Regions from separate parts of the Homo sapiens genome. Here region 1 is linked to region 2. The links are chromatin loops, found by intact Hi-C in ENCODE. Cell type or tissue: PC-9. All regions are shown on one strand. Links, peaks and the distances in the headings refer to the core of each region. The heading gives the core; the rest is flanking DNA.

Evidence for each region. Hi-C counts contacts between places; a loop is a spot of excess contacts. Peaks named below come from ENCODE experiments on the same cell type or tissue, not always from the same donor. Only the 100,000 strongest peaks of a DNase experiment are listed, where the experiment ranks them.
Region 1: it touches region 2 in a loop (9-fold over the local background); 4 of 110 quality-filtered maps call a loop at or near these places.

Annotation. Positions count from the first base shown.
Region 1 is chr19:46,900,968-46,905,353 of GRCh38, forward strand. All of the region lies in intron 1 of ARHGAP35 (Rho GTPase activating protein 35), which reads left to right. Among named protein-coding and RNA genes, the nearest start is that of ARHGAP35, 42 kb to the left of the region's middle. In PC-9, for the core only: CTCF peaks have their summits at 1,873 and 2,099; DNase peaks (open chromatin) are centred at 1,244, 1,644 and 2,674; H3K4me3 peaks cover 2,728 bases; H3K27ac peaks cover 4,000 bases.
Region 2 is chr19:46,974,466-46,978,851 of GRCh38, forward strand. The region is part of intron 3 of ARHGAP35 (Rho GTPase activating protein 35); the gene reads left to right. Among named protein-coding and RNA genes, the nearest start is that of NPAS1, 43 kb to the right of the region's middle. RefSeq lists enhancers at 1,647-2,504, 2,505-3,360. In PC-9, for the core only: no CTCF peak of the experiment used is centred there; a DNase peak (open chromatin) is centred at 1,886; H3K27ac peaks cover 1,862 bases.

The sequences.
Region 1 (4,386 bases), core at 235-4,234, 74 kb before region 2:
CATTCTATTTCCCTCCTAAGTTTGCTTTGTAATTGTCTGTTTCCCTCTGCTAGAATTTAAGTTCCATGAGGCAGGCATCTTTGTCTCTTTTGTTCATTGCTGTATCCACATGCCTAGTACAGTGCCTGGCACAGTAGTAGGTGCTTGCTCAGTAATTTTCATTGAATGATTGAATGGGCGAATGAGAATAAATAAATGAGGGCATCCAGGGAACCCAAGGAAGGCTACAGTGGCTAGTGAGAAAAAGGCAGAATGGTGGAGATGAGATCACATAGGGAATAAGAATTTGAGGGTTTAATATAAGAGCAGGCCAGGCATAGTGGCTCACCCCTGTAATCCCAGCACTTCGGGAGGCCGAGGCAGGTGGATCACTTGAGGTCAGGAGTTCGAGACCAGCCTGGCCAACATGGTGACACCCCATCTCCACTAAAAATACAAAAATTAGCTAGGCATGGTGACGCGTGCCTGTAGTTCCAGCTACTTGGAAGGCTGGAGCAGGAGAATCACTTGAACCCGGGAGGCAGAGGTTGCAGTGAGCCGAGATCGCGCCACTGCACTCCAGCCTGGGTGACAGAGCTTAGACTCTGTCTCACACAAAAAAAATGATCAAATCTGTTCTTTAAAAGATAACTTGCTGCTCTAGGAGAGCAAGAGTATACATGTGAAGAACGCGTAAGGCTGTGGGGATCCAGGCGATCTAGATTCCCTGGCAGCAGATACGTTGGCTTTCTCAGCTGTTGAATTTGAGTGCCCATTCCAAGGGTAGGCATTGATTGTTATCATTCTGATTATACTTGCATGCACTTAGGTTATCATTAGCCCCTAGAGACTTACCTGTCTCCTTGAAGAACATCATTGTCCAGTGATCCTGCTGACAGATGAGAGCTGTCAAGATAGCTTGGCTGTGAGATGCCATTTAACTAGTTTTTATCTGTGTATGCTTTCCCTCCCCCTGCAAGATTTAATGACCTAGCCAGGAGAGAGTCTAGGCTTCCTGGCTCCTCTCCAAGTGTTCTACCACTAAAATGTTAATATTACCTTTCTCAGAATTCTTCTGAATCACTTGTTGGCACTGTAAGTGGCTTTTTAAACTTTGATTTTGCCATTTTTGAGTCTGTTTGTACTAGGATTTTTTGCTGGAGGAATTTGAGCTGATTTGATTACTTAAAGAAGGCCTTTTCACTTACCTTTGCTTTTTAAAGTTGAGTAGCCTGTGATAGGTGGGAATGTTTCTGCCACCTGACATGTTAGTTGGCAAAGTAGTAGAGGCAGCCTTTAATAAAAGTCACTCTGGAAGAATATTAGTTGGGTACTTAGCATTCTTGGCATTCTTATGGAATGATACAGGTTTATGGCCTTTTTATTAAGTTCTTAAAATCAAATGATCTTTAATTAGAAGCAATCATATATAAAACTTTGTGACTCCAGACAACACTGGCCTTACTGTATTCTACTATGGAGTGGGGTTTGTGCCTGTAGGAATGCAGGTTTGGGTTAGGGGAGCGGAGAAAGGGGTGTGAGAAGGCCATATTGAACACATTGTAGCCTGGTCTGTGCCATCTGCTCCCGGCTGCCTTACTGGTATGGAATGTGGACATACAGCTTTTGAGCCTAGCTGTACCTTGCTTGGCTTTTAGCTCTCATGATTCAACTGGCTGAGCTTAGCTTTCTGTTACAGTCAGTAAGGAAAATGGAGTTGAGCAGCCTGTTTTTTGAACTCAGGTAGTCATGAGGCTTGACAAGCCATGACACATATATTTTAATCGCCACGGCCCCCTCTAATGTTTTAAATAAGACAGTAGAGGAATATTTACATTCAAGGAACAACAAGTTATCACAAAACTCCCCCCAACATACACAGCAAGAAAAATGCCACCTTATTCTATTGTATATGATTCTTCACTGGGCAAAAAGGGCTCTTTATCTGAATGCAATCTATGATGTCCTCAGTGAAGAAAACTAAAGGGTTGGTGTGTATGATATCGCATTTTGGTATGAACAGATTATATATGTTTCTGTGCCCACACCTGTACCCTTGAGGAGCGGTAATAGCCAGAAGGGATCGTGGTGTTAGAGATGGCAAAGCTAAGGCTCTGACAGGCTCTCTTAAGTTAAGGCCTTGACAGTGGGTTTTCTGAGCAGAAAGCAGAAATCACAGATGGATTCAGGGGCCGGGGAGTGGTCTGCGGCATTGGGGAGACACATGCAATAGTGAAGGAACTGGGTTGAGACACCTACTCATCCCCAAACCCTCTCTTCATTCTGCACACAGTAATCATATTAGCTATGGTACAAGTTTCCCATAAGATTTTAACATAGTAAATGCCGTGGGAGTCAGAGTCGGTCTGCTGACAGGGTTTTTATAATGGTGATGTACGTTGTTGTGCATTGATTTTAAGACGATTCAAAAGAAAGTAGCTGCTCTGTGCTCTTCCCAGGGCCATTCAGAGCCAGGGAGTGGGAGGTGAGGCCACGGAGGGAACCACTCAGTGGGTTTATCTTGGGCATTCTGTGCATATGTAACTGAGAAAGGTATGTTGTTACCTAATGTATGCTTTTGATAATTTGGACCAAGAGACATGGTATTCTGAATAGCAGCCAAATATATGAGGTCAAGGTGACTTCCTCTAGCAATTAGGACAGCTGTCATGGAAGAGTAGGCCAGACCTGATTTCCTTCTTAAGTCCGAGGGCTAAACCAGTGATAAGAGATGACTCGTTGATCTTCCTGATATTACTGGCCAAGCACTTTCTAAGGAATGACGATTGATAAGGAAGAACAAACTACTATTTTGGTCTCTTATCTAAAGGAAAATCATGAAGCTAGCACTTTATAGAAAATGCACTTATTCAGTTCCTTGTATGATCACAAATGTTTTCTTAGTTATTTTTGGGCTCCCCAACAGGATATGTTACTTATAGTTTGAAATTCGCCTTTTTTTTTTTCTCTGAAATATATCTTGAAGTGTTGAGTGGTGGCTAGGTGCCATATAGAACATACAAGCAGAATTTTATAGAAGTATACATTTAGTGAGGGGTGGAGATTATTGCTTTAATAAATGGGACTGGCTGGATGTCATTCTTTTTTGTCCCCTTCCCAGTCACTTTGACTCTAGGGTCTTGATTAATGTGATCATCTCTGCAGAGTGTGGAGAGACAGCACTGGGATGGGGGTGGGAAGTGGGCGCAAAGCCTTTCTTAGGGCACAGACAGCTCTGACAGCAGTTTCTGGGACTGCCTTCCCCTCTCCCCTTCAGCTTCCGCATCTGTGACGTGAGGGAGCTGGCTGCCAGCATTCCCAGCTTGGCCTGCCTTCCAGTGGCTTTCATTCAGAGACAGCAGATCATGTTCATCTGGAAGTTTTCTTAGTTGTTCATCTCAAGAAGAATCTTAGGAATTTTTTTTCAAATCAGCCAGTTTTCCTCAGATTTTGCTTCTTCTTTATCTGCCCTGTTCCTTTGGCTAATCTTCTGTCAGCGAGACACAGGGTCATCAGTTTAAGTATGGGAAGGAAATTATGGCCTTGAGCACAGGCAGAAAGCATCTGGCTCCCAGGCGCTTCCTGTGAGCCACCATGAAATTACAAAGACTGGGCCTGACAAGGCCTTTCAAAGGAGCATCTCACACCACCACTGTGTCAGCATTTCCATGATTCCATCGTAAAGCAGTTGTTTTTCCTGATGCTTATTATGACCAGGTTGGAGTTGGCCTTTACATGGGAAGCGTTTATCCAGTGGATGAGAGTGAAACAGCAGGACAGAGGTGGCGGGGGAGAGGGCTCAGATTGCTCTCGGAATTCCCTTCTCCAGCCCGGTCCTGACCAAGCCATTCTTGCTCAGAAGCCTGTGGTTCCTCAGAGGATGAAGTCCAGACTGTCTTTAGCGTGTCAGGACCCTCCACAGACTTGCCCCCAGCGTCTCCCACCATATGTGCCTATGCTCCGCGTTCCTGTTCTCCAGCCAGGGCAGTGCGGGGGAGTGGAGGGACGAGAGCTGGGGGTGGTGTCAGGAGACCTGGGTTCTGGACTGGGGTTCCTGTCTATCTAGCTGAGTTATTTCATTTCTCTCTGTCTCAGTAGTTACTAATCTGGATAGGCTTACCAAATGAGAGGAGGAGAAGAAAAGGTTTAGGAGACAGATTACAAGGCTCTTTCTGATTCTTGTCTCCTGGCCTAGCTTGGAAATTAGAACACCAAATGTCTGAGCATTAAATGGGTTTTTGAACCATGAAGTTTTTTGAACTTCTTAAAAACAAAAACAAACAAAAAGAAAACACTGTAGGTTGGGCGTGGTGGCTCACGCCTATAATCTCAGCACTTTGGGAGGCTGAGGCGGGTGGATCAGGAGATCGAGGCCAGCCTGGCCAAGACTGTGAAACCTCATCTCCA
Region 2 (4,386 bases), core at 320-4,319:
GCTGATTTATTATAAAGGATATAACTCAGGAACAACCAAATGGAAGAGATGCAAGGGACAGGATGTATGCAAGGGCGGCGATTCACCAGGAGCTTCTGTGCCCTCTCTGGATACACACTCTCCCAGCACCTCGATGTGTTTACCAACCCAGAAGCTCTACAGACCCTGTCACTGAGGGTGTTTATGGCGTTTCTGTGATGTCCGCTTGATTGATTAACTCATTGGCCATTGGTGATTGAGCTCAATCTCCAGCCCCTCTCCCCTCACCCCCAGAGGTCGTGGGTGGGGCTGACAGTTCCAACCCTCTAATAAAGGTTTGGTCTTTCTGGAGACCAGCCCCCATATCCTGCACTATCTAGGGGCCCACAAGAGTAACCTCATTATCATGAAACTCAGGTTTGGTTGGAAGGGGCTTGTTTGTTCTGAGACGGAGTCTCTCACTGTTGCCTGGGCTGAGTGCAATGGCACGATCTCGGCTCACTGCAACCTCCGCCTCCCGGGTTCACACAGTTCTCCTGCCTCAGCCTCCTGAGTAGCTAGGATTACAGGCGCATGCCACCACACCCGGGTAATTTTTTGTATTTTTAGTAGAGACAGGGTTTCACTATGTTGGCCAGACTGGTCTCGAACTCCTGACCTCGTGATCGGCCTGCCTCGGCCTCCCAAAGTGCTGAGATTACAGGCATGAGCCACCATGCCTGGCCAGAAGGGGCTTGTTAATGAGTAACAAAAGATACTTCTATCACTCAGGAAATTCCAAGACTTTGGGGAACTCTGTGCTAGGAGCCGGGGACAAAAACCAAATATATATTTCTTCTACTACACTGCCCCATCCCCTCCTGCAGGGGTCCTAAATTTAAGACCTTGCTAGTGGGCTTCCTGCACCCTTCTGAGGGTGCGCAGGAGAGGAGGCTGCCAGCCTCTACATCTGGAAGGAGCACCAGGGAGGGCCCAGCCTGGGGCTGGGAGCTCAGGGGCCAGTGTGCCGCGGCAGCACAGTGAGAATCCTGGGCCTGTGTGGGGCTTGTTCTTCACTTTACACCCCATACATGGTTTATTAGTTAATCTCCCGTGAGCCAGAGGACAGTATTAATCTCAAAGTAATGCTAATCCCTTTTTACAAGAGGAAACAGAAATCCCCAAGTCCTCTGGCAGAGGCCGTTCACAGCCCATCAGAATGGAAAAGGCCTACGTTCCAGCCCTTTTCCTGTCTTCTCTGCTTTAGGCTGATGAAGCTGTGAGTTTTATAGCATTGGACTGAGCAGATTCAGAATTTTACCAAATACCTTCCCACTTGGAAAACAGCCACCCTGCAAAAAACCTCCGTGTTTCCCTCCACATTCATCATAGCCACCAGTTCCTAGAGCTATCATGAAGGAGAGTTGGCGGGACGAGAGCTGTTAAATTCAGTTAGTTACTATTTCCCTGCAGTCAGCCTAGATCTATGTAATTCTGTCTTTCAGAGAAGGCAGCTAATTTCAGTATAGATACTCCCATCTATCACTGTAACAGTTTAATAGGTACGGTTATAGCTTGAATACACCAACAGGCTTTATGTGAGTAATTGCCGTATTTGCACTGCTTTGAATTGATAAAGTGCTAAAATATGAGGTATACTGTTTCATATGCTGTGATTTTTATGGGGGCTGTCTGTTACTTAATCTCTCTCCCTCCCCCTGTAATTCTAGTTTTACTAACAAATTGCTTTCCCACAGTCCAAATAGTTTTAAAACAAAGCTTTCTCCTTTTTTTTTTTTTTTTTTTTGCTACCATTCCTCACCACCCTCCCGTTTTTCTGCTTGCTTATAAGTTAAGCACAAGTCACTTGCATTCCAGAAATTCCCCATTGCCATAAAGGCAGGCAGTCAGCTCGCCAGCTCTTGCCTGTTCCAGATAAGCAGGGTTCATTTAGCTTGTGACTCGGCATTGCTAGCGGATTTCCTCAGGCCCCAGTGCCCTGATCAGAACAGTGTGCCCTGGCACACCGCCTGGAGAGCCCAGCAGCCAAGGAGAAGTAGAGCTTGTTTCACAAAGTAACCCTGGCCTTCCATCCAAGACAGAAATAGTCTGGGTGGCGGCCCAAGGCCCCGAGACGGTTCCAGCCGGCTGCTTTGCCTGGCTGTCCCGGCTGCACTCGCCTTCTCCATGGTGGGGAGCTCGGGCAGACAGGTTGCTCTGGCCTGAGCGTGCCAACCAGGCCCATGGCCTGTCCTGCCATATTTGCCAAGGCAGTACAAACAGGACGGTACAGCAGGCTGTCCTGTGAGAGTGGTCCCAAGGAGCAGTACCCACTCTCGGCTGCAGGACCTTCTCGGGCCCTTGGTGGAGCTGGCCTGACTGTGCCATTGAATTATCACCTGGGGGCTCCGGTGGCCCTTGCTCTTGCTCTGTGTCTGTCTGTTCATCTCACTCACACGCACACCTTCTGTGCTGCCTTGCTCATGAGGTTTCACACCCAGCAAATCCCCATGCCTCTATAACCCCTGTCAGTTTCCTTGACCTCTGCTTTTTTCCTGTTCATTTCACCAAAGCCAGTGAAGCACAGATGAACTAACCTCTTCTCCTCCGTGTTACACTCACTGTAAAAACATCTAAGACCCGCATAAGGTCAGTCTGGGAAGGCTGAGCCCTGATAAAAGGCGACAGAGCAGCCCATTAGCAAGAATGTGGCCAGCTTCTGCAGGGGGCGTGGCCCTGTGGGGACTCCCAGCCACAGCCAAACCATGGCTCTGCCCTGTAAAAGTTAACAGCCAGGTCTGGAGACCAGACTTAACAGCAGCACATGACTGGCTGTGGCGAAATAATGAACCCACTACGTTCCTAGTGAAGTTACCGGGAAGAAGGGGAGGGAGAAGGCTTCTTGGTGAATGTAGAACCTCAATACATCTGGAAAGGAAAGTAGGAGTTGGATGCTCCAGCCGCTTAGGGAGCAGCTCCTCCATGCTGGCCCCAGTAAGGCACAGGCCCCTTGAGAACAAACACTTGAGTCGCCTTCCTCCCTCTCTTCAGCTGGAGAAACGCTGCACTTTTCTTCCTCCTTCCCTCCTTTCTGAAGACAGCTACTGAATGCCTTCCCTGGTACTAGTTACTGTGCAAGCCCAATACACAGACGGGTGATGAGAGGACTCTGCCTGCTCCTGTGAACTCAGGGGTCTACCAGGGGACCAGCATTAAGCAGCTAATCACACAGCTATCCAGCGACTTTCACATGGTGCCCAGGGCTGTCCAGGAAGAGCATGGAGACAGTGCCTTGTGGTGATTGATTAAACACAGACTCTGGAATCGGACTGCCCGGGTGTGAATCCCAGCCCTGCCATCTGTTTGCCACGTGGCTCAGTTTGTTCAGTTATAAAATGGGAAGAAGAATGGTAGAATACAACTCACAGAGCTGGTGTGAGGACTGGGTGAGACAGTGCATGTAAAAGGCTTATGGCTGGCCTTGGCCCAGAGTGCCGGCACTGCGTAAATGTAAGCAATTGTTGGGATCCTATAACAGGAACTTAATTTAGTCTAGGAGTCAGGGGAGACCTCGGAGGGAGCATTGTTTAGTCACAGAACAGAGGTAAAAGTGGAAGGAACAACTGTAGGGAGGCCCTGCAAGTTCATCAGGACTGCAGTGAAGTATAAGGGGAGGGTGGCAGGCTTGAGCCTGGTGACAGGAGCCCCCGAGGCCACATGTTGAGAAGTTTGTGTTGTACCCTAGATTTTTATCCTAGATTGCAGGGACTGGGATCAGCCTTCCTGCCTGAGGCTTACAGGCTTCTGACTCTGAAAAGTATTCTTTCTTAGGGAAGAGAGGCCAGGAAAGGAAGGGACACTGGGCTGTGATTGGTGACATGTTTGCCTCCTTTCATGGGTCATTGGGAATCAGGAACCTGAAGGAAGTTAACCTCTGCCCTCCTTAATGCTTGGGAGGAATCTGCTTGTAACCCCAAGGGGCTTTTCTACTTGGGCCTGCCGTGGAAAGGAAGCGGGTGTTTTGTGTGTGTGTGTAGTGGGGTCTGTGTGTGGGGGGTAGGATATGTGTGTGTGTGGTGGTGGCGTGTGTGATGGGATGTGTGTGTGTGGTGGGATGTGTGTGTGTGGTGAGGTGTGTGTGTGGTGGGATGTGTGTGTGGTGGGGCGTGTGGGGGGGGTGTGGTGTGGTGTGTGTGGTAGGGCTGTGTGTGCGGTGGGGTATGTGTGTGTGGTGGGTGTGTGTGGTGGGGTTTGTGTGGTGGGATGTGTGTGTGGTGGGGCATGTGTGTGGTGGGATGTGTGTGTGGTGGAGTCTGTGTGGTGTGTGTGTGTGGTGGGGCATGTGTGTGGTGGAATGTGTCTGGTGTGTGTGGTGGGATGTGTGTGTGTGGTAGGGGGTTTGTGTGGTGGGGGATTTGTGTGGTGGGG